Regions from separate parts of the Homo sapiens genome. Here region 2 is linked to region 1. A link is an interaction called in ENCODE POLR2A ChIA-PET data of the cell type or tissue named here. Cell type or tissue: PC-9. All regions are shown on one strand. Links, peaks and the distances in the headings refer to the core of each region. The heading gives the core; the rest is flanking DNA.

The links. Peaks named below come from ENCODE experiments on the same cell type or tissue, not always from the same donor. Only the 100,000 strongest peaks of a DNase experiment are listed, where the experiment ranks them.
Region 2: POLR2A ChIA-PET joins it to region 1 with 28 read pairs; 2 of 35 experiments call an interaction of 5 or more read pairs at or near these places.

What each region holds. Positions count from the first base shown.
Region 1 is chr17:67,774,915-67,790,877 of GRCh38, forward strand. It overlaps the pseudogene RPSAP67 and the pseudogene RPL17P41. Among named protein-coding and RNA genes, the nearest start is that of SNORA38B, 42 kb to the left of the region's middle. RefSeq lists a silencer at 9,419-9,713 and an enhancer at 9,419-9,713. In PC-9, for the core only: no CTCF peak of the experiment used is centred there; a DNase peak (open chromatin) is centred at 8,647.
Region 2 is chr17:67,588,668-67,604,630 of GRCh38, forward strand. All of the region lies in intron 5 of PITPNC1 (phosphatidylinositol transfer protein cytoplasmic 1), which reads left to right. Among named protein-coding and RNA genes, the nearest start is that of NOL11, 120 kb to the right of the region's middle. RefSeq lists a silencer at 10,771-10,999 and an enhancer at 14,214-14,723. In PC-9, for the core only: no CTCF peak of the experiment used is centred there; no DNase peak of the experiment used is centred there.

The DNA of each region.
Region 1 (15,963 bases), core at 4,960-12,959:
GAGACAGTCTCACTCTGTTGCTCAGGCTGGAGTGCAGTGGTGCAATCTTGTCTCACTGTAGACTCTGCCTCCAGGTTTCCAGCAATTCTCCTGCCTCAGCCTCCTGAGTAGCTGGGATTACAGGCGCCCACCAAAACGCCTGGCTAATTTTTGTATTTTTAGTAGAGACAGAGTTTCACCATTTTGGCCAGGCTGGTCTTGAACTCCTGACCTCAGGTGATCTGCCCACCTCGGCCTCCCAAAGCGCTAGCATTACAGGCGTGAGCCACCGTGCCTGGCCTAGAAAGTTTATTTTGCCAAAGTTAAGAACATGCTGTGACATAGCCTCAGGAGGTCCTGATGACATGTAGGTGGTCGGGGTACAGCTTGCTTTTATAAATTTTAGGGAGACATGAGACATCAATCAATACATGTAAGATTTACACTGGTTTGATCTGGAAGGGTAGGACAACGCAAAGGGTGGGACAACTCAAAGGGTGAGGGGTGCTTTCAGGTAATAAGTAGACTTAAAAATGTTCTGATTGGCAATTGGTTGAAAGTTATTATCAGTAGAAAGGAATGTCTGGGTTAGAATAAGAGGTTGTGGACCCCTGGACACCTAGGTTATTTCATACAGATGAAGCCTCCAAGTAGCAGGCTTTAGACAGAATACAGATATTTCTTATGAGACTTAAGGTCTGTGTTGGTGTTAATGCTGGAAGGGTATAAGGAGCCATGTCCAACCCCCCTCTTCCATCATGACCTGAACTGGATTTTCAGGTAACTCTGGAATGCCCATGGCCAAGAGGACGGGTCCATTCAGATGGTTGGGAGGCCTTAGAATTTTATTTTTGGTTTAAAATATCTTTTTTTTTTTTGAAGACCAAGTCTTGCTCTGTCACCCAGGCTGGAGGGTAGCGTCACCATCTCGGCTCACTGCAACCTCTGCCTCCTGTTTTCAAGGGATTCTCCCACCTCAGCCTCCCTAGTAGCTGGGACTACAAGTGCATGCCACCACACCTGGCTAATTTTTGTATTTTTGGTAGAGATGGGGTTTTGCCATGTTAGCCAGGCTAGTCTCGAACTCCTGACCTCAAGTGATCCACCCGCCTTGACCTCCCAAAGTGTTGGGATTACAGGCGTGAGCCACTGTGCCCAGCCTATAATATCTTTAGAATCTCTGCAGAAGTAGAGCTCAGGCATGAGATCCTATGGTGATCACAGGAGATGGTGTTACACATGTACAGAACTTCCCTGCCAGCACCCACCACAGCAGACCCACTCAGGAGCTCCTTTCTCGTTGCTTGGGATGGCAGTGTCCACGCAGTGTCAAGGAGAATCTTTGTGACCAAGAGCCATGGTAGGCCGGTTACCATGAAACACTTCTGTGACAGGCTGGTGGTCAGCCCCAGGATCAGTAACCATCAGAAGACGTGGCTCCCAGGCCGGGCGCGGTGGCTCACGCCTGTAATCCCAGCACTTTGGGAGGCCGAGATGGGTGGATCACGAGGTCAGGAGATCGAGACCAACCTGGCTAACATGGTGAAACCCCGTCTCTACTAAAAATACAAAAAATTAGCCAGGTGTGGTGGCGGGTGCCTGTAGTCCCACCTACTCGGGAGGCTGAGGCAGGAGAATGGCGTGAACCCGGGAGGTGGAGCTTGCAGTGAGCCGAGATCGCGCCCCTGCACTCCAGCCTGGGCAACCGAGCGAGACTCCATCTCAAAAAAAAAAAAAAAAGAAGACGTGGCTCCCAGAAGGCTGTCTGGATCTGGTTAGTGAAGGTTCCAAGAGTGAAGTGGCCAGCAGTGAGAGCGGCTTCAGTGGCAGCAGCAAACTTCAGCACAGCCCGCTGGCTAGTATTCCTGGAGGGTATGACACGGGAAACAGCTGGGTTTTCGAAGGCCACAGTGGCATGAGTGGCCGGCACAAGCTTCTCTCAGGTCATCTCCAGTTGTTTTTATTTGTTGTTTTGTTTTTCTTTTGTTGTTTTGAGATAGTCTTTCTCTGTCACCCAGGCAGGAGTACAGTGGTGCAAACATAGCTCTCTGCAACCTCAAACTCCTGAGCTCAAGTGATTCTCCCACCTCAGACTCCCAAGTAGCTAGGATGGATGAGTGCCACCATGGCTGGCTGATTTAAAAATCGTTTTTTGTAGAGATGGAGTCTTGCCATGTCACCCAGGTTGGTCTCAAACTCCTGGGCTCAAGCTATACTCCTGCCTCAGCCTCCCAAAGTGCTGGGATTACAGGCGTCAGCCACCTCGCCCAGCCCCCTTCAGATTTATAAGGTAGATGCCATCACTTTTCCTTTTGGAGATGTCCTGTTCCATTTGGAAGTCAAGATTGGTGCCACCTAAGTGGGTTTCTTCCACAAGGAATTTGACAATATCTTTCTTCTTCATTTGCAGGATATCAAGAGTACCAGACATTGTAAAAATTTCCCTTTATGTGACAAAAGAACTCAGGACAATGCTGTAGGGACCCCTCTCTAAATAGTGTAGAAAGCTGAAAAAATGTTTATGAGTCAGTTGTGAGTCTGCTCTTTCAAGAAGAGCATATAATAGACAAATATTTTAACTAAGAACATTGTGCAGGGCTGGGTGTGGTGGCTCAGGCCTGAAATCCCAGCACTTTGGGAGGCTGAGGCAGGAGGATCACTTAAAACCAGGAGTTCAAGACCAGCCTGGGCAAAATAGTGAGACCCCATCTCTACCAAAAAAAAAAAAACCAAAAACAAAAAAACACTGTGCACAGTGATGTATATTCAGTGACTGGTACATAGTAGATGTTCAATATCTAAATAAGGAAATAATAAGAGACTGGGCATGGTGCCTCATGCCTGTAATCCCAGCACTTTGGGAGGCCGAGGCGGGAGGATCACCTAAGGTCAGGAGTTCGAGACCAGCCTGGCCAACATGGTGAAAACCCATCTCTACTAAAAATACAAAAATTAGCTGGGTGTGGTGGTGGGCCCCTGTAATCCCAGCTACTCGGGAGGCTGAGGCAGGAGAATCACTTGAACCTGAGAGGTGGAGATTGCAGTGAGCTGAGATTGCACCATTGCACTCCAGCCTGGGCAATGAGGGTGGAACTCCATCTCAAAAAAAAAAAAAAAAAAAGAGTGATTGTGCAACCATTGTACTAAGGTGGTTGGGTTAGGATGAGATGTTTTCTTCATCCAAAATTAAATTTGCTGTAATGTTACACTGGCTTTCAAAACCATAAAGAAACCACAACACTTTACTAAAGGCCTATTTGCTAGGATTCTTTACGCATTAGACTGTGAAACAAAATTCTTAGCTGAGGCTGGGTGCAGTGGCTCATGCCTATAATCCCAGCACTTTGGGAGGTCAAGGGAGGTGGATCACTTGAGGTCTGGAGTTCAAGACCAGCCTGGCCAACATGGCGAAACCCCATCTCTACTAAAAATACAAAAGTGGCCGGGTGCGGTGGCTCATGCCTGTAATCCCAGCACTTTGGAAGGCCGAAGCGGGTGGATCACCTGAGGTCGGGAGTTCGAGACCAGCCTGACCAACATGGAGAAATCCCATCTCTACTAAAAATACAAAATTAGCTGAGCGTAGTGGCACATGCCTGTAATCCCAGCTACCCAGGAGGCTGAGGCAGGAGAATCGCTTGAACCCGGAAGGCAGAGGTTGCGGTGAGCCGAGATTGCACCATTGCACTCCAGCCTGGGCAACAAGAGCAAAACTCCGTCTCCAAAAAAAAACAAAATACAAAAATAGCCGGGTGTGGTGGGGCACACCTGTAATCCCAGCTACTTGGGAGGCTGAGGCAGGAGAAATGCTTGAACCCAGGAGGCAGAGGTTGCAGTGAGCCAAGATGGCGCTACTATACTCCAGCCTGGGCAGCAGAGTGAGACTCTGTCTTAAAAAAAAAAAAAAAAAGGGGGGGCCGGGTGCGGTGGCTCACGCCTGTAATCCCAGCACTTTGGGAGACCGAGGCGGGCAGATCACGAGGTCAGGAGATCGGGACCATCCCAGCTAAAACGGTGAAACCCCGTCTCTACTAAAAATACAAAAAATTAGCCGGGCGTAGTGGCGGGCGCCTGTAGTCCCAGCTACTTGGGAGGCTGAGGCAGGAGAATGGCGTGAACCCGGGAGGCGGAGCCTGCAGTGAGCCGAGATCCCGCCACTGCACTCCAGCCTGGGCGACAGAGCGAGACTCCGTCTCAAAAAAAATAAAATAAAATAAATGCTTTTCTGTGACTTTGCCACCTTTCCCTCTCCGGAAGAGCCATTAGCGCCCCCTGCTGCCTGAGCCGGCGCACTCCACTCTGCCCTAGTGGAGAGGGGCCGGGTGATGGGGGCGGCAATAATGGGAGCGGCCCCCTGGGCTAGAGCGGTGCCTCCAACCCCTGATCCTCCTCATCACAACCCATTTGTCAGGGCCAGGGCCAGGGACTCGGCCAGATACAGGGAGACAACCCCACAGGAACATCAGGGAAGGTGATGCAGTCGAGACTTGCTGGTGTCCTGTCCCAGACCATGATGACGTCCATCTGTGCTGCTGCCAAGTTAAACCAGAGTGTTCTGGTTAACCTGGATTTGACCTTGGAGTTCTGGCCTCTGATTTGCCTTCCCTAGGACTCCATGTGCTCACTCTGCGTACAGATATTCTTGATGCATTTGCTAGTCTGATTTTGGACTTCAAATGTCTTGGTGTTTTTTGTTTGCTTTTTTCTTTTTTCCAGACAGATTCTCATTCTGTCGCCCAGGCTGGAGTACAGAGGTGTGATCTTAGCTCACTGCAACCTCTGCCTCCCCGGTTCAAGCAATTATCCTGCCTCAGCCTCCCAAGTGCTGGGACCACAGGCACATGCCACCATAGCTGGCTAATTCTTTGTATTTTTTGTAGAGATGGGGTTTTGTCATGTTGCCCAGGTTGGTCTCGAACTCCTGAGCTCAAGCAATCTGCCTGCCTCAGCCTCCCAAAGTGTTGGGATTATAGGTGTGAGCCACCACACCTGGCCTTTATTTATATTTATTTAATTACATTTAAAAATTTTAAAGAATTGATGCTACAATTCACAAATTTCTTCTTCGTCAGGGAAACCTCAGTTCTGAAGACTTTTCTACTGGCTGAATGAGGTCCATCCAGATTATTATTTTTGGGGGAAAGGGAGTAGCACAGGGTCTCACTCTGTCACCCAGGCTGGAGTGCAGTGGCGCCATCTCAGCTCACTTCAACCTCTGCCTCCCAGGCTCAAGTGATTCTCCCACCTCAGCCTCCCAAGTAGCTGGGACTACAGGCACACACCACCACACCCGGCTAATTTTTGTATTTTTTTTTGGTAGAGATGGGAGTGTGCCATGTTGCCCAAGTTGGTCTCAAACTCCTGGGCTCAAGCGATCCTCCTGCCTTGGCCTCCCAAAGTGCTGGGATTATAGGTGTGACCCACCTCGCCCTGCCTCCACCCAGATTATTGAGGATAATTTCCTTTACTTAAACTCAATTGATAGTAGATGCTAATCACATCTACAAAATACCTTCTAGGCCAGACACAGTGGCTCACGCCTGTAATCCCAGCACTTTGGGAGGTGGGTGGATCACCTGAGGTCAGGAGTTCGAGACCAGCCTGGCCAACATAGTGAAACACCGTCTCTACTAAAAATAAAAAATTAGCTGGATGTGGTGGCATGCACCTGTAGTCTCAGCTACTCGGGAGACTGAGGCAGGAGAATCACTTGAACCCAGGAGGCAGAGGTTGCAGTGATCACACCACTGTACTCCAGCCTGGGCGACAGAGTGAGACTCTGTCTCAAAAAAAAAAAAAAAAAAAAAAAAAAAAAACAAACTTCTAGCAACACCTAGATTAGTTTTGACTGAATAATGAGGTACTATAGCATCGCCAACATGGCAGAGGGCACTGGGCACTACCCATGTTGATGAACAGAAGGCCAAAGCAGCACTCCATTCTCAGGCAAACTCAATGGGCTGAAGCCATGCTATCTTCCCTGGTGTGTTCTCATAGAAGCAGGAAGCAAGGCCACTCTCCCGACTTTACCAACATCCTTTTCCACATGGACAAAGTGAAAGGGAAAATCATTGCTTCTGGGCCTATATCTTATAAAGTTCAAATTGAAAACAGCTCTAGTCAAATGCAGTGGCTCACGCCTATAATCCCAGCACTTTGGGAGGCCAAGGCAGGAGGATTGCTTATGCCAGGAGTTTGAGACCAGCCTGGGCAACATATCAAGACCCTGTTTCTATAAAAAAATTCAAACATTAGTGAGGTGGGGTGGTGCAAGCCTGTAGTCCCAGCTATTTAGGGGGCTAAGGCAGGAGGATCACTTGACACCAGAAGGTGGAGGCTGCAGTGAGCTCCGATCATACCACTATACTGCAGCCTGGGCAACAGAGTGAGACCTGTCTCTAAAAAACGTTATATATGTAAAAAGAAGAAAGCTTTCTAGATTTTATTCATATTTAGCCTAGGGACTGAGACAGCTCAGGCCAGGGACATTGTGTTCCAGATGGCTGGGTTAGAAACTAGACCAGTAGGCCAGGCATGGTGGCTCACACCTGTAATCCCAGCACTTTGGGAGGCCAAGGTGGGTGGATCACTTCAGGTCAGGAGTTCGAGACTAGCCTGCCAACATGGTGAAACCCTGTCTCTACTAAAAATACAAAAATTAGCCAGCCATGGTGGCCAGCGCCTGTAATCCCAGCTATTCAGGAGGCTGAGGCAGGATAATTACTTGAACCCGGGAGGCAGAGGTTGCAGTGAGCCGAGATCGTGCTACTGCACTCCAGCCTGGGTAACAAAGCAAGACTCCATCTCAAAAAAAAAAGAAAAGAAAATGAAACGGCTGGGCGCGGTGGCTCACGCCTGTAATCCCAGCACTTTGGGAGGCTGAGGCCGGTGGATCACGAGGTCCGGAAATCGAGACCATCCTGGCTAACACGGTGAAACTCCATCTCTACTAAAAATACAAAAACTTAGCCGGGCGTGGCGGCGGGCGCCTGTGGTTCCAGCTACTCGGGAGGCTGAGGCAGGAGAACGGCGTGAACCCGGTAGGCGGAGCTTGCAGTGAGTCGCGATCACGCCACTGCACTCCAGCCTGGGCGACAGAGCCAGACTCCGTCTCAAAAAAAAAAAAAAAGAAAAAGAAACTAGACTGGTAAGAGGGACAGGCACCACCCCTATACTCCATCACCTGGGGCTTATTATTGTGCCAAATTTGTCTGCCTGAAGCCGTCTTCCCTTAGGATGCATTATTTCCCAGGGGCTTACACCCATAATCCTAGCACTTGGGGAGGATGAAGAGGGTGATCACTTGAGGCCAGGAGTTCGAGACCAGCCTGGGCAACACAGTGAGACGCCCCCCATCTCTACAAAAAAAATACAGAAAATTAGCTGGGCATGGTGGTGGTATACACCTATAGTCCCAGCTACTTGGAAGGCTGAAGTTGAAGGATAGGCTGAGCCTGGGAGATTGAGGCTGCCAGTGAGCTGTCATTGCACCTCTGCACTCCAACCTTGGCAACAGAGTGAGACCTTGGCTCAAAGTAAATAAATAAAGATGTATAATTAAGAGCTTGTGAACAGATACATCTCTCACATATAATTATTTGTTTTTCTGAAAGGAAGTCCAAGAAACTGTTTGCCTTTAAAAAAAGGGAAAGGTCGTATGGACAAAAGATTTTACTTTTCTTTTTTTTCTTTCTTTTTTTTGTTTTTAGACAGAGTCTTGCTCTGTCTCCAGGCTGGAATGCAGTGGCGCGATCTCAGCTCACTGCAACCTCCAGCTCTGTGATTCAAGCAATTCTCCTGCCTCAGCTTCCCAAGTAGCTGGGATTACAGGCATGCTCCACCATGCCCAGCTAATTTTTGTATTTTTAGTAGAGACGGGGTTTCACCATGTTGGCCAGGATGGTCTTGATCTCCTGACCTCGTGATCCGCCTGCCTCGACCTCCCAAAGTGCTGGGATTAAAGGCATGAGCCATCATGCCCGGCCAAGATTTTTTCACTTAGCTTTTATTTGTAATTTTGGATTTCCAAATCTATCTATCTATAAATATATATATATAAAAATATATATATAATTTTGTCGAGTATCAACCAAGATGCCCTAACACAATTTAACGTAGTTTAATTAATTTCACATATCTAACTCACTTTATTTTACTTATTTATCTGTTTCTGTGACTGTCCCTCTGTCATCCAGGCTGGAGTGCAGTGGCGTGATCTCGGCTCACTGCAACCTCCACCTCCTAGGTTCGAGCAATTCTCCTGCCTCAGACTTCCAGATAGCTGGGATTACAGGTACACCCCACCATGCCCGGCTAATTTTTTTTATTATTTTTGGTAGATACCAGGTTTCACCATGTTGGCCAAGCTGGTCTTAAGTGATCCATTCTCATTGGCCTCCCAAAGTGCTGGGATTACAGGCGTGAGCCACCATGTCCAGCCCACTTAACTCACTTTAATTTAGTACTTAACTATATTTGAAATGCTTGTGATAACTCTCCATGAAGGAAAAGTAAGATATGTAAGAATTGGGAGGAAAAAAGTACATATATCACTTTTGGCAGTCAATATATTTATATTCTGGAAAATCAAGCTAAAAATAACTTGAGTTTGCCATGGGATTAGCAAGATTTCAGGTTGTAAGAGTCAACTGAATTAATACAAACTAGACTGAGCATGGTGACTCATGCCTATAACCCCAGCACTTTGGGAAGCTGAGGCTTTTTTTTTTTTTTTTTTTTTGAGGCGGAGTCTCGCTCTATCACCCATGCTGGAGTGCAGTGGCGTGATCTCAGCTGACTACAACCTCTGCCTCCTGGGTTCAAGCAACTCTCCTGCCTCAGCCTCCTGAGTAGCTGGGATACAGATGCATGACACCATACCTGGCTAATTTTTTTTTTTTGAGTTGGAAATTCGCTCTTGTTGCCCAGGCTGGAGTGCAATGGCGTGATCTCGGCTCGCTGCAACCTCTGCCTCCCAGGTTCAAGTGATTCTCCTGCCTTGGCCTCCCAAGTAGCTGGGATTACAGGCATGCACCACTGCATCTGGCTAATTTTGTACTTTTAGTAGAGATGGGGTTTCTCCATGTTGGCCAGGCTGGTCTCCAACTCGACCTCGTAATCCACCCCCCTCGGCCTCCCAAAGTGCTGGGATTACAGGCATGAGCCACTGCACCTGGCCTATATATATATTTTACTACTATATGTATATGTATATATGTGTATATATAGCATATATATGTATATATGTGTATATATAGCATATATATGTATATATACTAGTAACAGTATATATATACACATTTTCACTACACTAGTCAAAGTATACACACACACACACTTAGCAGTATATATTATATATATATTCCAGTATATATATCTACATGTAAAAGATATATAGATATATATATAGATACATAAAATATATATGGATACATACACTGGAAAAGTCAGTGAGGAGAAAACGATTCATTGACAATACTAAATAAAAACCAAACCAACCAGGAAACATTTAGGAACTAGCTTCACTTTTGACATGTAACCAGAACAACACAGTAAAGGTTGTTGCCTGGGAATTAGAAGTGAAACACCACGCCCAAATGGCTCAAGCTGGTGGCCAGAGATAAGAACTTAAAGGCATCTCTCCCGCCTAGCAGACTGGGCCCCCTGGTTTCCCATCACTTCCTTTAAACAGACTACTCAGGCATTTGCCCACAAACTTAAAGGGGCTTTAAGTTCAACTTTAAGTGACACCCTATTTGTTGCAGGTGGTAAACGATTTTACCAAGACAGCTGTAGGTAAAGAAAGGCAGATTTAACCACTCTTCCTCTTTCCCTAAGCGGCCTGAGGTAATCTGTGAAAATGGTTCGCTATTCATTTGACCTAGAGAACCCCACAAAATCACGCAAATCAAGAGGTTCAAATCTTCGTGTTCACTTTAAGAACACTCATGAAACTGCAGGCCATCAAGCGTATGCATATACAAAAAGCCACAAAGTATCTGAAAGATGTCACTTTACAGAAACAGTGCGTACCATTCCAATGTTACAATGGTGGAGTTGGCAGGGGTGCCCAGGCCAAGCATTGGGGCTGGGCACAAGGTCGGTGGCCCAAAAAGAGTGCTGACTTTTTGCTGCACATGCTTAAAAATGCAGAATTTAAGGGTTTAGATATAGATTCTCTGGTCATTGAGCATATCCAAGTGAACAAAGCACCTAAGAAGGGCTGCTGGACCTACAGAGCTCATGGTTGGATTAACCCATGCATGAGCTCTCCCTGCCACACTGAGATTATCCTTACTGAAAAGGAACAGATTGTTCCTAAACCAGAAGACGAGGTTGCCCAGAAGAAAAAGATATCCCAGAAGAAACTGAAGAAACAAAAACTGATGACACAGGACTACATTCAGCATTAAAATAAATGCAATTAAAAGTTAAAAAAAAAAAAGGCAGATTTATTAGAGAAAGCGTGAAAATATGTTGCAAGGGTGCGATGGGCAGCACAGTAGAGAAGGGGCTGTCAGCCAAGGGGCAGGGGCTAGGGGGAGGTTTTATAGGGTCTTGCAGGAGGGGGGCTACATGCAGAACAAGGTTGTAATCCTGGCGCTACATGCCAAACAGGTCATTGTGCCCACAAGTTTGTGATTAGCACTTTCTCAGAACAAGTGTTCGTTTTTCTCCCCCACCTGAGACCCTGTCCTCATTTCGCTTACTTATCAGGACTCCACACTATTCTCTTATACGTACCACTAGTTGCTTCTCTCACTCTCTGCCTCTTAATTTCTGCCTTGCCTGACCTGAGGATGGAGGATGATACTCCTGACTCATGGCGCCTTCCCTGCCCAGGATCTGTAAGTAATAAACCTTTGATCATATTTCCTACTGTGGTGGATTGAATGGGTGCCTTTCATCTGAAGAACCAGGGGCTACCTAGGTTTTCCAGGGACACTGGGAAGAACACAAGGCTGGGCTCTCAGCATCAAAGCGATGGTTAGACAATCATAAACTGAACACAGACCAGACAACAGCCATGGGAGCGTCTGCCAGGATAAACACATTTCCCATGTGAAGGAGCCCCTGGGCACAGGTTGGGCAGCTAAGCATTAGACCTTCCACCACGTTAAAGAAGTACCCCATGAGAGACGCACTGTAGACACCTATGCCCAGCTCCCTTCATTTCCCATTAGGGCAGGGCTGCTAGCTGCTCTGGTACTGAAACCCCAGTTTAGCTAGGGGCTCTCAAAACAGACATATAAGAGCCATTCAATAAAAATAAATGTTTCTTGGCTGGGTGCAGAGACTCACGCCTGTAATATCAGCACTTTGAGAGGCCAAGATGGGCAGATCATGTGAGGCCAGGAGTTTGAGACCAGCCTGGCCAACATGGTGAAACCCTGTCTCTACTAAAAATCCAAAAATTAGCTGGGCGTGGTGGCGCATGCCTGTAATCTCAGCTACTCAGGAGACTGAGGCATGAGAATCGCTTGGACCCGGGGAGGCAGAGGTTGCAGTGAGCCAAGATGGCCCCACTGCACTCCAGCCTGGGCAACAGATCAAGACTCTGTCTCAATAAAAAAGAGAGAGAAGAAATGTTTCTCAAAAGAGGAATAACATAGCCATTCTAAAACAATACTGACTTGGAAGACTGGTGTGTGATTGAGACCTTAATTCTTGAAATAATATAGGGCCACATTGTTTTCATCCTTTTTAATTGATTGATTAATTAATTGTTTTTCTGAGACAGAGTGTCTGTCGCCAGGGCTAGAGTGCAGTGGCGCGATCTCAGCTCACTGCAACCTCCACCTGCTGGTTTCAAGCGATTCTCCTGCCTCAGTCTCCCGAGTAGCTGGGATTACAGGTGCCTGCCACTATGCCCAGCTAATTTTTTTGTATTTTTAGTAGAGACGGGGTTTCGCCATGTTGGCCAGGCTGGTCTCGAACTCCTGACCTCATGATTCACCTGCCTCAGCCTCCCAAAGTGCTGGGATTACAAATGTGAGCCACCATGCCTGCCGTTTTCACACCTTTCTTAAAGTGGCAGTAGCTTTCTTCATGTGAAGTTCTTTCTATTCAGAGGCTTTATATATAGGACAGATACTATTCTATATATAAAAAGTACAATTGCTTTTGCGCAAATTAAAAGAAAATGGTATATATACATAAACACATTTGTTGATATATGACAGGAAAGTTTCTGGAGGGATACATAAGCCATTGTTAGTTTTATTTTATACCTTTGTGTACTGTTTAAATTATTTTACCCTTAGTATGCCAGAAAAAGTCATCACTGTTGATCATCTGGGGCCAATAGAACCTTCAAATTTTAAAAATATTTCCTGTAAAGCAATTTACAATAGTAGGAATAAGGGATAGTGAAAAACAACTTTATTAGAAACTTTAACAAGAATGCTTTATCTCACTACTGGGTCAGTATATAAACATGGTGTTATTTTTCCTATGTTAAAACCTCTCTCTTGATCCATCCCACAAGCCCCTCCTATTTCTGCCCCCATTTCTCTGCTTTTATTTTTATTTATTTATTTATTTATTTTGTGAGAGGGGTTCTTGCTCTGTCACCCAGGCTGGAGTGCAGTGGTGTGATCATAGCTTGCTACAATCTCCATGTCCTCAGTTTAAGTGATCCTCCCACTTCAGCCTCCCAAATAGGTGGGACTACAAGTGCATGCCACCGCATGCTTGGGTAATTTAAAAAAAAAAAGTAGGCTGGGCACTCATCCCTGTAATCCCAGCACTTTGGGAGCCCAAGGCGGGCAGATCTCTTGAGTTCAGGAGTTCGAGAACAGGCTGGCCAACATGGTGAAACCCCACCTTTACTAAAAGTATAAAAATCAGCCAGGCATGGTGGGACACAACTGTAATCTCAGCTACTTGGGAGGCTGAGGCACGAGGCGGAGGTTGCAGTGAGCCCAGATTGCGCCACTGCACTCCAGCCTGGGCAACAGAGTGAGACTCCATCTAAAAAAAAAAAAAAAAATTATAGAGATAGGGTCTCACTATGTTTCCCAGGCTGGTCTGTTACTCCTGAACTCATGGGACCCTCCACCTTGTACTCTCAATCTCTGCTCCTCTTGAGAACAAAATCCCTTGAGAGAATTGTCAATACTCCCTCTTTCAATTTGTCTCCCTCATTCTCTCCTAAACCCCCTGTAATTAGGCTTTGTGTTCCCACCACTCTTCTGAAACTGCCCTTGTTCCAGTTGCCAAGGACTTTCATGTTGCTGATCCAATGGTCGTCTCAGTCTTTACTTGTCTTGAACTGTTGGTGGTATTTGACATGGTCGATCATTTTCTCCACCTATTTTCTTCATTTGGCTCCTCCAATTCTATTTCTTGCTAGTTTTCCTCCTACCTTGCTGGCCCCTCATTGTCAGTTTCTTTGGCTGGTTTCTCTTCATCTCCCAAACAGTGAATGTTGAAGAGTGCTGGGGTGTGGTCCTCGAACCTCTCCTCCATCTATAGTCACTTGCTTGTGATCTCATGCAGTTTCTTGGGTTTAAATATTATCTAGGTGGTAACTCTCAAACTTAATTTTCCAACCTGGATCATATCATCCCCACTGGATTCCAGGTTTGTATACCCAGCTGCCCTCTTGAACATCTTTTTTTTTTTTTTTTTTTTTTTTTTTTTTTTGAGATAAGGTCTGGCTCTGTCACTCAGGCTGGAGTACAGTGGTGCAATTACAGCTCACTGCAACCTCTGCCTCCTGGGCTCAACCTCCACCTCCCACCTCAGCCTCTTGAGTAGGTGGGATTACAAACATGTACCACTATGCCTGGATAATTTTTGTATTTTTTTGGTAGAGATGGGGGGTCTCACCTTATTGCCCAGGCTGCTTTTTAACTCCTGGGATCCAGTGATTTTTTTCACCTCAGTCTGCCAAAGTGCTGGGATTACAGGCATGAGCCACTGCACCTGTCCTGAATATCTACTAGGTGTCTCAAGCCTAACAAGTCTACAATTAAACTCTGATCTTCCCCAACTTGTTCCTCCCTTAGTCTTCCCTGCATCAGCTAATGACAATTCTCCTTCCAGTTGCTCAGGCTAAAACTCTGGAGTCATCCTTAATGACTCTTTTGCACATGCTCTGCATTTTGTCCGCCTGCAAATTCCATCATCTCTATCTTCAAAATATCCAGAATCTGACTCCATTTTGCTGCTTCCACTGCTAGCCTCCAGGCCCACGATGCTGGCCACTATTTTTCACTTGGAAAATTGCAGTAGCCTCTTTTATTCCCCCTTTTTTAAAAAACTTTTTATTTTTATTATTATTTTTTTGAGACAGAGTCTTGCTCTGTTACCCCAGGCTGTAGTACAATGGCATGATCTTGGCTTACTGTAACCTCCGCCTCCCAGGTTCAAGCAATTCTCATGCCTCAGCCACCCAAGTTGCTGGGATTACAGGTGCCTGCTACCATGCCTGGCCTAATTTTTATATTTTTAGTAGAGATGGGGTTTCACCATGTTGGCCGGGCCAGTCTTGAACTCCTGACCTCAAATGATCTGCCCGCCTTGGCCTCCCGAAGCTCCGGGATTACAGATGTTACTCACCACACCCAGCCTCTACGTACATTAGCTCCTTTAATCCTCATTTAAAAATTCTTGTGGTAGATATGAAGAGTCTTCAAAAAATTCACTAAAAACGCACATAATGAATGAAAATACTATGCATGGATTTCAAACATTTTTTGTACCAAAATAAACGCATACTAATTTGTCATAACCTTTCACATCAAGATCTGGTTTGAGGCACTAAGGATAAGACATTGTTTGAAAAGAGCCCCTGTCAGAGCAACATGAATTCTGCTAAAAAAAACACTTTTTTTTTTTTTTAAATAGGGCCTTACTCTGTTGCCCAGGCTGGAGTACAGTGGCATGATCACATCTCACTGCAGCCTTGACCTCCTCCGCTCAAGTAATCCTCCCACCTCAGCCTCCCAAGTAGCTGGGGCTACAGGCGTGCACCACCACACCTGACTAATTTTTTTGGGAGAAGGGGGGATGGAATTTCACTCTCATTGCCCAGGCTGGAGTGCGATGGCACGATCTCGGCGCACTGCAACCTCTGCCTCCCAGGTTCAAGTGATTCTCCTATTTCAGGCTCCTAAGTAGCTGGGATTACAGGTGCGTGACACCAGGCCTGGCTAATTTTTGTATTGTTAGTTGAGATGGGGTTTCACCATGTTGGTCAGGCTGGTTTCAAACTCCTGACCTCAGGTGATCCACCCACCTCAGCCTCCCAAAGTGCTGGGATTACAGGTGTGAGCCACCATGCCTGGCCAACACCACAGTTTCTTTATCCACTTGTTGACTGATGGATATTTGGGCTGGTTCCACATTTTTGCAGTTGTGAATTATGCTGCTATAAACATGCGTGTGCAAGCATCTTTTTCATATAACGACTTATTTTCCTCTGGGTAGATACCCAGTAGTGGGATTGTGGAATCAAATGGTAGATCTACTTTTAGTTCTTTAAAGAATTGCCACACTGTTTTCCATAGCAGTTGTACTAGCTTACATTCCCACCAGCAGTGTAGAAGTGTTCCCTTTTCACTGCATCCATGCCAACATCTATTATTTTTAAATTTTTTGATTATGGCCATTCTTGAGGAGTAAGGTGGTATCACATTCTGGTTTTGATTTGCATTCCCCTGATCATTAGTGATGTTGAGCATTTTTTCATATGTTCGTTGGCCATTTGTATATCTTCTTCTTCTTTTTTTTTTTTTTTTGTTTGAGACAGAGTCTCGCTCTGTCGCCCAGGCTGAAGTGTAATGGTACGATCTCCATTCACTGCAACCTCCGCCTCCCGGGTTCAAGCAATTCTCCTGCCTCAGCCTCCTGAGTAGCTGGGATTAGAGGCGCCCGCCACCACGCCTAGCTAATTTTTGTATTTTTAGTAGAGACGGGATTTCACCATGTTGGTCAGGCTGGTCTTGAACCCCTGACCTTGTGATCCACCCACCTCGG
Region 2 (15,963 bases), core at 4,645-12,644, 190 kb before region 1:
ATATCCCCCTCGGCCAAGGTCGGGGACAACTGCATTTGTATTTGTAACTCCAAGAGGACAACATAGATGGATGGATGTTAACACATTTCAAAATGTACTAAAATTAATTTGTAAAGCAGGAGTGCCAGTGGGAACTGCAGAATCCATATTTACAGGTCTCTGGAGCTGATTATCTCTTCCTTAAATGGCTTCTAATTGAGGATTACAGAAAGAAAAAAAGCATTTGCTTTATTTTTAGACGTGATCTCTGATGTCTTCAACTTTTATCGTTCTGTTTTTAACCTTAGATTATTATAACCAGCCACCTACAAAATCTGCAATTTTCTCTAATAAGTCAGCACCTGTTAAAAAGGAGGTTGCACAAAACACTCCCATTTGCAGTTTGGAAGGATTATTATCTGCTTTGGTCTGTGAAGTGGAAAGTCAATGTTCTTATTCAATCTGTGTCTAATGGTGTCATTTTGAGGACAATGGAAAACAGATCATGTTTGATTCCTTAAGATGTGGCCACTGCTATTTGTGGTACAATTTGTGATCTGAGAGCTGCATGTAAAAAACACATGAGCAAAAAGAATATCCAGCACACAAGGGCTGGCTTTCTGATTCTCAGAGGTATAGTGACAACACAGCTTACCTCTGCATTCAAAGAAGCTAGAACTTACCGCGGATAATCATTAGTAGAAGACAGCTTAAAGTAGTGTCTGCTTTCTGGCTAGGCCTGATTCACAGGTGCTGTGATAAATTCAAAAAGACCTGCCTCCTCTGATGTGCTAGTATCAAGGGTGAGGGAGACAGTTAACCAAACTGGTCAAAAGCATTGTCAGCAAAGACCTGGTGCTGAATCATGTTGGGAAACTGGAGTTTGGAGCTAGAGAGGCAATACCAAGTATCAAGGTCTGAATGTCCACTTTGTAACCACTGTAGTAATAATTGACTCAAAAAAAAAAAAAAAAGCCATCAATGGATGCTAAGACCGTTGAGCAAAACAAGTATTGGGTACAGGATATATCACCACCAATGCTGGGTGTGTTAGCTCACACCTATAATCTCAGTACTTTGGGAAGCCAAAGTAGGTGGATCATCTGAGTTCAGGAGTTCGAGACCAGCCTGGCCAACATGGTGAAACCCCATCTCTACTAAAAATATAAAAAATAGCCAGACGTCATGGCACATGCCTGTAATCCCAGCTACTCGGGAGGCTGAAGCAGGAGAATCTCTTGAACCCAGGAGGTGGAGGTTGCAGTGAGCTGAGATCATACCACTGCACTCCAGCCTGGGTGACAGAGTGAGACTCTGTCTCAAAAGGAAAGGAAAGGAAAGGAAGAACAGGAAAAAAAAGACATGCAGAGAGGACAAACCAGAAAATAATGAGATTGGCTACCTACAGTGGGGGTGTGTGGAAACGGGGTAGAGATGGTGAGAGAAGCACTACCTCTGGGAGTATACCTTTTTGAATCATTCAACTTTTGAAATCATGTTAATGTTTTCCCCACTCAAAAATAATGAAACCAAATCAACAGGGATTAGGCAGGGGGTTGGTGGGGTGGAAGATACTAAAATAGAATTAAAACGAAATAAATGAACCTAACTGTATTTTAAAAGAAATAAAATAGCCACACTGAAAAGGAGAGAAAAAGACCTTTCCCAAGGAATTCTCAATTACACAGCACTCTGACTATGTATCCTCAGTCGGAAGACAATAAGAATTGTAAACAAATACTGAATTCTAAGTAATAAGTTTGTTTCTTACTGTAGTATGGGCTAATACTACTGAAACTATTTTTTGTGTAATTTAAGTTTGAGCAAATACACAACCCTAGGGCCTACCTGTAGAAGAAAATCACCATTTGCAACTATCATAATAGTAATTGATTTAGTAGTAAACATCATTGAATGCTAAAACTAGTATGTGAAAAGTTTGATGAGGAACAGGATATTTACATGGACTAAGAGTATTTCTCTGCAAGTGACTTACTAATGGAAAATGGAAATAGAAATAATTTTACAATAGACAGCCAGGCACAGTGGCTCACACCTGTAATCCCAGCACTTTAGCAGGCCGAGGTGGGTGGATCACCTGAGGTCAGGAGTTGGAGACCACGGTGAAACCCCATCTCTACTAAAAATACAAAAAGATTAGCCGGGCGTGGTGGTGGGCACCTGTAATCCCAGCTACTGGGGAGGCTGAGGCAGGAGAATCACTTGAACCTGGGAGATGGAGGTTGCACTGAGCCAAGAATGTGCCATTGCACTCCAGCCTGGGCAACAAGAGCGAAACTCTGTCTCAAAAAAAAAAAAAGAAAGAAAGAAAGAAAGAATTTTACAATAGACATACCTGGTGTATACCACCTTAACCAAATGTCTGTAACGTTATCAATCCTGGAACAAACTAGCATCAGAAATGATATGATGTGCTGAAAAAGACGCATCACCTCTTTAGTGTTCTTGTCAAAAACAAACAAACAAACAAACAAACAAAAAACCCATAAGCTAAATCTAATCATAAGGAAACTTTACACAAACTCAGATTGATGGGATTCTATAAAATAGCTGGCCTGTACTCTCCAAAATTGTTGAGGTCATGAAAGACAAAGAAAGGCTGATGAATTATTTTAGATTAAAGAAGACTAAAGAGATGAGACTACTAAATGCAGTATGATCCTGGACTGGAACCTAAACTGGAGAAAAAGAGCCCAAAGGATATTACTGGGTAATCGGCAAAATTTAAGTAGGGACTGAGGATTAGATAATAGTATTATATCAATGTTAAACTTCCTAATTTTGATCGTTGTTTTGTAATCAGGTGAGAGACTGTCTTTATTCTTAGGAAATTCACCCTGAAATATCTAGAGGTCAAGGGACATATCTGCAATGTTTTCTCAAATGTGAAAGACAAAGCAAAAGAAGCAAATGTTAACGGCTGGAGAATCTGGGTAAAGGGTGTTCAGGGATTTTCTGATATTTCTTGATTTTTTTTATATTCTTGCAATTTTTTGACATGTTTGACATTATATTAAGATTTAAAGTCACAATTATTTATTGATTTAAAAATTTTTTTGGGAGACAGGGTCTTGCTGTGTCACCCAGGCTGGAGTGCAGTGGCACCATCACGGCGTACTGCAGCCTCAACCTCCTGGGCTGAAGCAATCCTCCCACCTCAGCCTTCTTAGTAGCTGGGACTACAGGAGCACATCACCATGCCCAGCTAATTTTTTTTTTTTTTTTGTAGAGATGGGCATCTCGCTGTGTTGCCCATGCTGGTCTTGAACTCCTGGGCTCGAATGATCCTCCCACCCCAGCCTCCCAAAGTGCTGGCATTATAGGAGTGAGTCACCACACCCAGCGCAATGATTTTTTAAAATTAAAATTGAAAGAGCAAAAAATGGTATAAGGAATGTAACTAAAGATAAAAGAATTTTGTTATAGGCAGACAGTGTGTCTAAACTGAAAACCTAAGAGAATTTACAAATTATCTTAAATAGAATACTAAATAGTTAAAATGATAGCAAAATGATTATGTTCAGAAGGGTTACTGGCTATCAGATCAACTTACAAATATCAATGATATTCCATATATGAGTAATAATTAGAAAATATTAATCCCATCATCAATAGCAACATAACATTAAGGTACCCAAGAACAAATCTAACTTTTCTAGACGAAATTATTATCAAAGGACCTAACAAAGACCTGAACAAATTATAAATACTCCATGTGCATGGAGCAAAAGACTAAATACTGTAAAGAAATAAGTGATTTCCTAAATCAGTCTCCAAATTAAATGTAATTCCAATCAACATCTCAACAGGATTGTCATAAATTGTAAAATCAGATGGAAAAATAAAAGTCAAAAGATAGCTGAGACAAATTTTGAACAAAGAACAAGGAGGCGAAGTTCATCATATCTGATAACAAAATCATATGAAAGAATGTGGTATTTGCACAAAGATAGAAATAAACGTAAGCTGATCATGTGAATTTGATACATAATAGATAATGTGTCTCCAATCAGTGGGAAGGAAAGATAACTTTCTCAGTAAATGACATTAAGTGAGTTGACATTTCATAGGGAAAACTAAAATAATAGGCTGGACACAGTGGCTCATGCCTGTAATCCCAGCACTTTGGGAGGCCAAGGCAAGAGGATCACTTGAGTCCAGGAGTTCAAGGCCAGCCTGGGCAACATAGCTAGACCCCATCTCTGCAAACAATAAAAATAATTAGCCAGGCATGGTGATGTAGGCCTGTAGCTCCAGCTACTTGTGAGACTGAGGCAGGAGGATCACTTGAGCCTGGGAGGTCAAAACTGCAGTGAGTCATGATGGCGCTACTACACTTCCATCTGGGCAACAGAGAAAGACCCTGTCTCAAGAAAAAAAGAAAGAAAAGAATGGATCCCTACCTCACTCCATATTCAAAAATAAATTCCAAAAGTGTTTACAAACCTGACCATGGAAACCATTAAAATCATTTAAGAATATCTTATTTATGGATGCAGATGCATTTATATGTTACATAAAATACAAAGTTTATTTTAAAATGTGGACTAAGTTCACAATAAATTTATGATAGCTGTCAGCCAGGTGTGGAAGAGGAAGGGATTTCAACTATAAGTGTGAAATTTTCTCTTTTTTTTTTTTTTAAGTAGGGACAGAATCGGAATCAAATATGACAAAATAATTACATATGTTTGACTGGTGGGTAGTGGCTGTTTTTTGGCTTTTTGATTTTTTGTTTTGTTTTCTTTTTTAGATGGAGTCACCCTTTGTCACCCAGGCTGGAGTGCAGTGGTGTGATCTTGGCTCACTGAACCTCTGCCTCCAGGGTTCAAGCGACTCTCCTGCCTCAGCCTCCCAAGTAGCTGGGATTATAGGTGCATGCCACCACACTATGCTAATTTTTACATTTTTAGTAGAGACGAGGTTTCACCGTGTTGGCCAGGCTGGTCTCAAACTCCTGGGCTCAAGCAATCTGCCCTCCTTGACCTTCTAAAGTGCTGAGATTACAGGCGTGAGCCATGTTTTTTATATGATTTTTTATATTCTTGATATTGATCTTTTGAGTTTTGAAAAAGAAAATATTCATCTGAGTCTTCTGTTCCATGAAACTCAAACCTCTTTAATTCTTTGTGATCCACTGTTAGCCTCAGTCACTGGCTCTGCAGTTGTTTCCCAAATGTTTGGCTCCTTTTCCCCCTCATAATTACTGTGGGAATACAGTGTACGTCACTTAAAAAAAATAAGGCACAGCTTTGCTGTTTATTTACCTAGAGCTTTGTGTTTATGTTTGTTGAGTCCAGTGGATGGTGCCTTGGTGGGTGGATTGCTCATGACAGAGGATGGACAGCAATCTTGGGTCGTGGAGCATTTTGGTGGAGAACACTTGAGGAATCTGCCAAAAGCTAGCAGCTGGTCAGGCCCAGTTAGTAGGATTCTGTACTAGAATCAGAGAAATCACCAGCCTTCGACCAAATAGGGTCCAAAGCAGGGCTCTGCAGCCAAGTGATAACGGGACTTCGCTGTTCTGAACTTCCCCAGCTGTGTAAAGGGGAAAATGGCACCCACTTCAGAGAGAATTGAGAGGATGCAGTGAGATGCTGCATGTCAAATGCTTCATAAACCATAGTTCTCTTTTCTCTTTCACTTCAGTTATACCTCATGGGAACCACTTCAGAGTGGACTCTTGGAGATCCACAAATGGGGAAGTCAGTGTAACTTGGGGAGTCCAAGTTCTCACGTTTCTGAAGTCTGCAGTCCCTATTCCTTTTTCACCACCCAGAGGCATCCTCAGACATGAGTTGATAAGTCACGTCTCCAGGGACTTTTGAGTTCACTTTTTCAAAGTGGAGAAAGGAGTGGTTACTGGTGCAAGCAGCAGACCCTCTGCCTTGTGGCCTCCTGCTTGGAGGTTGGGGATTCTGGTTTCAGACACAGTCCTTCCTTGGGTTTTACTCATCTGTAAGGGATCCTGCTTGGCACAGCTCTGTTCCAAGAGGTGAGAGCCATCTATGCTGTTGTTCCCAGTTAATCATCAACAGAACCGTGGCAGAATGGAGACAGGATGAAGACTGTAGGCACTAGAGTCAAACCAGGTGTCTTTGAATCCCAAGTCAACTCCTTAGCAGCTAGTTAAGTCATGTTACTTCACTTCCGTGTGCCCCTGTCAAATGAGTATCATGATAGTTCCCACTCATAGGGTACTTGTGAGGATTAAATGTGTTAAGCCTGAAAAGTGCACAGAATAGAGCTTTGTACACATTTTAGACATTCAGCATGTTTTAACACGGCCATTGTTTTTCATGTTTTAACAACTTTACAAATGAAACGCATATTAGAGTTGATGGCATGTTACAATTACAAGTGGCAGCATTTTTTCTTTTTCGGTGGTATAGTTGGTGGCATCTTAGAATCAATGAATTAATTCAGCATGATATCTCCTTTTGCATAGGATATTGAGATGTACATCATGAGTGCATTTCAGTACTGAATAGTGTTTGCATATCAAATGTGAACACTGAACTGAATTCTGCCAAAGTCAAGTCATTGAATAATAAGCTATTCAGTTGTTCAGGCCTGGAAGGTTGTTTGTTAACTTTTTCCAGGGCACTGGCTGGCTTCCTAATAATGCAAATGACTTGATAGAACTCTGAAAAGGGAACCATTGAATCTTCTTCCCCTTGGACATCCAGAGCCATCATCTTTATAAAATGGATTTCTTACTAAAAATCCCTGGATGCCATCTATCTGATACACCTTCAAGGACAAAGTCTCAGCTAGTATTTTAGTTTTTTTTTTTTTTTAATGTGGGGCAAGGGGATAATAGGAGCTGAGCTTACAGAAAAGAAGTTAATGATTTCCAATGGACATGATTTCAAAGCAATTTCTGCCTTTTGATGCGCTGAAATCATTGCTTCCATCTGCTCCCCTACTTGTACACAGGGCTCTGCTTTTTAACCATGCAGTGTGTCAGCTGTTGCCCACCAAATTCTGCACTTGATCTTCTGAGACTGATGGCGATTCTCTATGAATAATATTAAGCTATTAAATCACATTTAAATCCTATTTCTCCACTAATACCTATTGAAGGCCTGTTTATATTCCATCAGATTTTTATGGCCATTTGGTACATAAATTTGTTAAATATAAACTTCATGGAGCTTCATCTGAAAATGTTTCATCTTGTTCCCAGTCCTGTAAAGACATGGTCATAAATACCTTTGGACTATGCAAACCATTATCTAGAGTAATTTTAATTATCTTTAGCTATGCCGATCAGATGATAATAAATAGATGTTGAAAAGCATCAGCAAAATGCCATCATGGAAGAGATACTCAGGGGTAAAACCAAATAATTGACCATTTGGTGCTGAAACATTTTATTATCATTCCTACAAAGGTTCAGAAATCTATCATGAGATTGGGTTTGTTATGAACTCAACATCACCTTGGTTGGGATGTCAAAACTAGAGTAAATTATTGAAATGAAATATGAAACATATTAAGGAACGTCCTCGGGAATGAAGGACACTGGAAAGACTGAATTTTCTAGTAACTTAATTTCGATCTATGGGTGAAGCTTTGTTTTCAGCACCCAGCTATATTTGCTTGGAACCATCTGGGTCTCTTGGAATAGATAATGTTAAACCAGATACACTAGTTGTACACGTGGTATGTCTTTATTGGGGGCTTTTGGTAACAGTTTAAGATAGAAAAAAAAGTATTGCTTTAAAAAAAAAGTGATCCTTGGTACTCACGGGTAACAACATTCTGCTTTGGCTAAGAGTTTACGTAACTGCATACTGTTCCCTATTTCTTTGTTGTTGTTGTTGTTTTGTATTTTTGTTGTTATTGTTTTTCTTTTGAGATAGAGTCTCGCTCTGTCGTCCAGGCTGGAGTGCAGTGGCCCGATCTCGGCTCACTGCAACCTCTGCCTCCTAGGTTCAATCGATTCTCCTGCCTCGGCCTCCTGAGTAGCTGGGATTACAGGTGTGAGCCACCACGCCTGGCTTGAGAGATGGAAGATCAGACTCGATTTGCTCATGTTGTTCCTAACCTTTATTCTAAACTGATAAAAATGTAAAGTCATCTGATTTCAAGACTGATTGTTCCCTTGGGTGTTCCTTAATTCCCTAGAGGCCGAGTAAATTCTTATGGTTTAAAGGCTCTTCCCCCTTGCTTTTCTATACTCCCTTGGGTTTGTTTTTAAAATGATAGTGTTCTGAACCAATTTTTTTTTTTCTTTTTGAGACAGAGTCTTCCTCTATCACCCAGGCCGTAGAGCAGTGGCACAATTTCAGCTCACTGCAACCTCCACCTCCTGGGCTCAAGTGATCTTCTCACCTCAGCCTCCCAAGTAACTGGGACTATAGGCACTTGCCACCATGCTCGCCTAATTTTTTAATTTTTTGTAGAGATGAAGTCTTCCTATATTACCCAGGCTGATCTTGAACCCCTGGGCTCAAGTGATGCCCCCACCTTGGCCTCCCAAACTGCTGGGATTATAGGCATGAGCCACCATGCCTGGCCCCAAATAATTTATATAAGCCATTTATCATAGTTCCTGACATATCATAGATGTTCAGTAAATATCAATTATCTTCCTCAGGCTGAGCATGGTGGCTCACGCCTGTAATCCCCGCACTTTGGGAGGCCAAAGTGGGTATCTTACTTGAAGTCAGGAATTCGAGACCAGCCTGGCCAACATGGCAAAACCCCATCTCCACTAAAAATACAAAAATTAGCCAGGCGCGGTGGCACACACCTGTAATCACAGCTACTCAGGAGGCTGAGGCAGGAGAATCACTTGAATACGGGAGGTGGAGGTTGCAGTGAGCTGAGATCATGCTGCTGTACTCCAGCCTAGGCGACAGAGTGATTGAGACTCCATCTCAACAAAAAAAGGAAAGAAAAAAACAGTTATCTTCCTCAATCCCTTTGTGTTAAGTTCCTAGTGGAAATTTGAGAAGTCCTTTATTTTACATTTAAAAGATAGGATGCTTTTAATGGTGCCTTAATTCATCGTACAAGAAACATTTGTTAAACATCTATTCGGCACCAGGGGTTGTTAGGCTGGTGGAAGGGACAGGTACTCTCATTGCAAGGCAGTGGGGTAGGCTCTATGGAGAACACATGCTAGAGGGTGAGAATGGGTAGACAGGCAAGATCGTGATGCAGGGAGAGACTGGTAGAGAACACAGGAGATTTTTGCAGTAGATCAGATGATAGAGAATGCAGCCCGAGATTTAAAGCAGTGACAGTAGAAATAGAGAGGAGACGCTGGGTGCGGTGGCTCATGCCTGTAATCCCAGCACTTTGGGAGGCCGAGGCAGGCGGATCACGAGGTCAGGAGATCAAGACCATCCTGGCCAACGTGGTGAAACCCCGTCTCTACTAAAAATACAAAAATTAGCTGGGAGTAGTGGTGCGTGCCCGTAATTCCAGCTACTTGGGAGGCTGAGGCAGGAGAATCGCTTGAACCAGGGAGTCGGAGGTTGCAGTGAGCCAAGATCACGCCACTGCACTCCAGCCTGAGAGTGATCTCCAGCACTCCAGAGTGAGACTCCGTCTCAAAAAAAGAAAAGAAAAGAAAAGAAATATAGAGGAGAGAATTAGGAAGACAGAGAGAGATTGGTGCCTAGTTAGGATGGAGCAATTAGCTCAGTGGTCTGAGATAATTCAGGTTTTTGTAACGAATGGGTGTTCGTGCTACCAACTAAGGCGAGGAATTTTTTTTAAGTGGTTTAGGAGATGCCATGGTGCCCCTCACCCCCAAATTCCTATGTTAAAATCCTAATCACCGCAAGGTGATGGCATTAGGAGGTGAGGCCTTTGAAGGTGCTTAGGTCTTAAGGGCCCCAGAGAGACCCCTTAGGTTTTAAGGGCCCCAGATAGACCCCTTGTCCCTTCTACCATGTGAGGACACAACTAGAAGTTGCTATCTGCCCAGGCATGGTGGCTTATACCTGTAATCCTAGCACTTTGGGAGGCCAAGGCAGGCAGATCATCTGAGGTCAGGAGTTCATGACCAGCCTGGCCAACATGGTGAAACCCCGTCTCTACAAAAAAATACAAAAAAATTAGCTGGGCATGGTGGTGGGCACCTGTAATCCCAGCTACTTGGGAAGCTGAGGCAGGAGAATTGCTTGAACCTGAGAGGTGGAGGTTGCAGTGAGCCGAGATCACGCCATTGCACTCCAGCCTGGGTGACAAGAGTGAAACTCCATCTCAAAAAAACAGAAAGAAGGTGCTATCTATGATCCAGGAAGTGGGTCCTCACCTGATGCCAAATCTGCCTCGATCTTGGACTTCTCAGCCCCCAAAACTATAAGAAATACATATATATATATATATATATATATATATATATATTTTTTTTTTTTTTTTTTTTACCATGTTGGCCAGGCTGGTCTTGAACTCCTGACTTCAGGTGATCCATCCACCTTGGCCTCCCAGAGTGCTGGGATTACAGGCAAGAGCCACTGTGCCTGGCTAAGAAATAAATTTCTTTTGTTCACACACTACCCAGTTTATGGCATTTTTTAATAGCAGCCCAAACAGACTGAGACACGTGAGGTTGATGAATTCAGTTTTTGTCCAGTTGAGTTTGAAGTAGTCACGGAAAACTTAGTGAAATAACCGGTAGGGAATTTGGTATATAAATCCAAAGCCGAGACCTAGAGATACAGATTTGGAAGTCATAAACGTAGTTTTGAAAGCATGAGAACAGAGGATATTACCCAAAGGATACATGAGGGATAAAATGAAAAGAAGGGCAAGGATGGAACCTGGGGGAATATTGACGTTTAATGGGAGGGAAATGGAAGAGCATCTCATAGAGATGGATGAGAAAGGAGCACTCTGAGAGTTAGGAGAATCGGGATGCCTGGGAGTCACAAAGGCCCAGGAAAGTGAGAACACCAAGGAAGAAATTGTCACCAGTAACAGCAACAGAGTTCCGTGAACACAGAATTTAAAAGGTCCTGTGAGAATGAGCAATAAGGTCACTGGTGACCTTTATGAAAACGAGAGACATGGTGGAGTTAGAAGCCAGCTTGTAGTATCCTTTGATGCTTGGCTGTAGAAGGAAGGAAAAGAATTGGATCAGAAGGGGACTTAGAGTGGAAGGGAGAAGCCTTTGCAAGATTTCCCATCTCTGTGGAAAAGAAGTTCATGTTCGGGTGTATCTCCTCTGTTCCAAACGCATAGCAGTGACAGATAAAATACAAAGAGAGAAAGCCAAAGTGATATTGCTGGACTCGTGGATCAAAAACTCGGAAGGATGAGGGTAGCCTGGATTGACTGGAATCTGGGTCTTGGGGTCAGGCAGGTATTGATGTAGGTCTTTTATGGCAATAGGACTAAAAGTACTCAATGCAAGCTGGGCCACCAGAGCCAGGGTCACTGTTTGAAAAAAGAGGCTGGAGGTAGGCCTCCCCACCCTCTTTTCATTCTTTCAGGTGAAAGGAACCTGAAAAGAATCCCCTGTGTCTGATGCCTGGGCCATGGCTTACAGTAGTAGTTCTGCTCTTAGAAGGCAACTGTAAAACCTAGAGATTGGTGTGAGGAGTCAGGGAGTGGAGGTGGAGAAAAAAAAGCAGCAACAGTGACAATAACAACAAAGCCTCCCACTCAAAAACGACCCCGCAAATCTAACATTAATGAAGACAGCCAAGGTATCAACAGTCAGAATGTAAATCTACTGCCGAAGAAAATAACTTTGTAGACAGACCTGATTAAAATAGTATATTCGGGCTGCTCAGAGGGAAAAGTAAAGGAATAATGTTCATTTTAAAAGAATGAGAAATTAGGAACCAAAAAAGAAACAAGAACAGAGGATTTGAAAAAGAACCAGTTTGAAATTCAGGGACTGAATCATTGAAATGAAATCTAAGTGGATCAGATAAACTAGGCTAGATACAACTGAAGAGATAATTAGTGAATTGGAAGATATTAATAGTATTGAGAAATACAACCCATTTCATAGCACAGAAATACAAAGAATTTTTTAAATACATAGTTAAATTAGGGAGAAAGAATGAGAATTGCCATATAGCTAACTCATAGGAGCAGAAAAATATTAGGTTGGTGCAAAAGTAATTGCGATTTTTGCCATTAGTTTTAATGCAATTACTTTTGCACCAACCATACAATGGAGGAAATAACAGAAAAGCAATATTTGAAACAATAAAGGCTGAGAATTTTCTAGAATTGAAGAGAGACATAAATCCTTACATCAACGTATATTTGAGTAATAACAATAATGGTAAACACTTATTTAGCCCTTATGTTCCAGACCCTCTTCTATATGCTTTCTATGTATTAACTCATTAATCCTCTAATATCCCTTGGATAAGAGTAATTTACATGTGAGTAAACTGGAAAAGAGAGAATGTGTGTAGTTTGCCCAAGGTCACACAACTGGGTGGTGGGATTTCACCCCAAGCAGCCTGGATACCCTCTAATACTTCTCTAAATCCTAAAGGGATTAAAAATAAATCTATACCTGGACACATTGTCATGAAACTGCAGATTATCAAAGATTTTTTTTTAAGAGCTCCTCTAGAGGAAAGACAGATCACGTACAAAGGGACAATCCTCATCCTAATAGTGGACTTCTCATTAGCAACAGCTGGTCAATGAAGACAATGAAAGGAGAGATTCTAAAACCCAGGGCAAGGCATAGAACACAAGAAACAAATGTGGGCCTATCAAATGATACAATGTTATACATTAACTTAACTGTGAAATACTGAGGAAGGAGCTGGTAGGCCAGTGAGTTTGGAGTTACAAGAGGAAGAGCAGCTGGGCACCCCGTGGCTCATCCCTGTAATCTCAGCACTGTGGGAGGCTGGAGAAGGAGGATCACTTTATCCCAGGAACTCAAGACCAGCCTGGACAACATAGTGAGACCCCATCTCTACAAAAAAAAAATTAAAAAATTTGGCAAGCATGGTGGTGCGTGCCTATAGTCCCAGCTACTTGGGAGGCTGAGGTGGGAGGATCACTTGAGCCCAAGAGGTTGAGGCTGCAGTGAGCCATGATTGCGCCACTGCACTCTAGTCTGGGTGACAGAGCAAGACCCTGTCTCAAAAAGAAAAAGGAGGGAAAGAAAATAAGAGGAAGAGCCTGCCCCCGGGAAGCCAGAAAGTGAATGGTCTTCGTGAACCTCTGAAATAGAAGGAAAAGCAGGGCAGGCAAGGAGGGGGAGAAGGGGCAGAGAGTGACGAGCACACGCAGAAGGTCTCTAGTTTCCAGTAATATGGGAAGAAAGGTCATCTCCTGTAAAGGAAGGGGTCAGGAAAGAGGGGGCTGAAGGAGGGTAATAAAGGTCAAAGATAACCTTTATGGGAAATGGATGAGAAGCGTCAAAGGATTGCTTGAAAGTCTTGGCAGTGTGGTGATTTGGGAAATGTTGAATGAGTGGTACCATCAGCCTACATAATTGTGGCGTTTTCCCAGCTGTGCTTTGCAGCCTGCGTGTAGGAGCACAGGAAATGGTTGAATTGATTCAGGATTTGTCTTCAGGGTAGGTTCAGCAAAGTATGGAAAAATTGAGCAAGTGAAGGTCAAAATGAGCTTTGGAGTCCAGTGAAGACTCTTGGGAATTGGAGAGCTTGGTGAGGTCAAGGAGAAAGTGTCCTGGGAGTGAGAGTAAGAGAATACAGGTTGGGGTTGGAGCAAAAGTAACTAGAGCTTTCAGATTTCAGAAGTGGAATAATTCCAGGAGATTCAAGACCCCAGTGGAGCTTGAAGGGAAGTGGTTAGAGGTGGAATGGAGGTGAAGGTCGTTGGAGGAGAAGGAAAGGAAAAGGAATGAGGAGGCTGGGCCTATAGTGTTGATGGGCTGCCCATGTGGACACTGAAATCATAAAGATGTGGATATAAAGTAGGGTAAAGTGGAATCCTGGGCATGGTCCAGAGAGTTCATGAAGCCAGGGGTCAGGTGGTCTGTAAATAACAGCAGTCATCATCAATCACCAATGAGGCGTGTGGCTAGAAAGCAGGGGCCTGGAGGAGGAGGGCCCTGGAAAAGTGCCACTCATTCTACAAGTGACCACTAACCTTGGGAATTTTTTTTTGGTGGTTGGGGGGATGGATCTTGCTCTGTCGCCCAGGTTAGAGTGCAGTGGTACAACCTTGGTTCACTGCAACCTCGACCTCCTGGACTCAGGTGATCCTCCTACCTCAGTCTCCCAAGTAGCTGGAACTACAGGTGCATACCACCATGCCCAGCTAATTTTGATATTTTTTTTTTGTAGAGATGGGGTTTTGCCATGTTTCCCAGGCTGGTCTCCAACTCCTGGGCTCAAGTGATCCTCTTGCCTCACCCTCCCGTAGTGCTGGGATTACAAGCATGAGCTACCACACCAGGCCCCTGGGTCACCTCTTACACCAGAGCCAGTGGGTTCATTTGATCAATCTGAGCAGTACTCACAGGATTCAATTGTCTTCTCACACCTTTTCCCCAGGTTTCAAAGTCAGAGCCACTTGCTGACTTGAGTGATTATGGCAGGGCCCCATCTAATGGCCTTTTTGCAAAGTACAGCTGGAGCAAGCAGGCTCGCCTGTGCCCCTTTTCTCATCAAAAGCAAGGCAAAGAGGGTATAGATTAGACTAGCAGGCCCCGGCTAGGAAGTAACATCTTCAAGAGTAAGAAGTAATCATGATGGCAGCCATGTGGATATTGACTCATAATAATGGTGATGGTCAGACGGATATTGGCAGGAATATTTACATGAGCCCAGCATCTTGCCAACCTGTCTTTAGATAGCCACAGTCTCATGAAATCTTCACAGATATTAATATCCCCATTTTACAACTGACACTGAGGCTTAGTGAGAGCCAGCGGTCTGCACAGCCTCACAGCTAGCAAGTGTCAGATCTAGGACTCAATTCTAGGTTAGTTTAGCCTTGGAGCACGTGCTCTCATGTAACTAATCTGCTGTCTTTGGCTCTAAAAATGAAATAAGACTGTAGGTAGAGCCAGGCGCGGTGGCTCACACCTGTAATCCCAACACTTTGGGAGGCTGAGGCGGACGAATCATTTGAGGTCAGGAGTTTGAGACCAGCCTGGCCAACAAGGTGAAACCCTGTCTCTACTAAAAATACAAAAATTAGCTGGGCTTGGTGGTGCATGCTTGTAATCCCAGCTGCTTGGGAGGCTGAGGCAGGAGAATCACTTGAACCAGGGAGGCAGAGGCTGCAGTAAGCCAAGATCCAAGATGGTGCCACTGCTCCAACCTGGGCAACAGAACGAGACTCTGTCTCATAGATTTAAAAAAAAAAAAAAAACTGTACATGGAGTCAGCTGCTCTAAAGTCTGGTTGAAAGTTTAAATTTTCACAGTGAGGAAAGGGAAATAAGTCACTCCCATCTTAAAGAAGCATTGTCAAAGGAATATTTTTCTCCTTCCAAGTTTTACAGGGAGGCAAATATTCTGAAAGGAATTATCGTGGTAATAACATCCCTTACCTGATTTTTTTCAAAAACTTTTATTACTAGGAATTTTCTCAGATGTAATGCCATATAATGGGTGTTTATCAACTGGAATAGTGAGGGAAAATGGCTTTCCAGCCATGTGTCTAGTTTTTACACATCTTCAGACATGGATGGAAGGCAGAGCTGGGTTGCCTCAATTCTGGGTCAAGTCAGCTTCCCCTGGATTAGAAGGGGAGGCTGGTAGGCTAATAGCAGGATGCTGGTGACATATGAAGGAGGGGTTGTTTCTTATGAAAGCAGATTCTCAGAGAAAGAGGATCTGCGTAGGAACACCAGAGAGATTGGCCTCAAAGACCCAAAAGCAAAAGAAATAAGTTAAAAATAAAACAGTCCTAGGCCAGGCACGGTCACTCACGCCTGTAATCCCAACACTTTGGGAGGCCCAGGCGGGTGGATAGCTTGAGGTCAGGAGTTCGAGACCAGCCTTGCCAACATGGTGAAACCCCATTTTTACTGAAAATACAA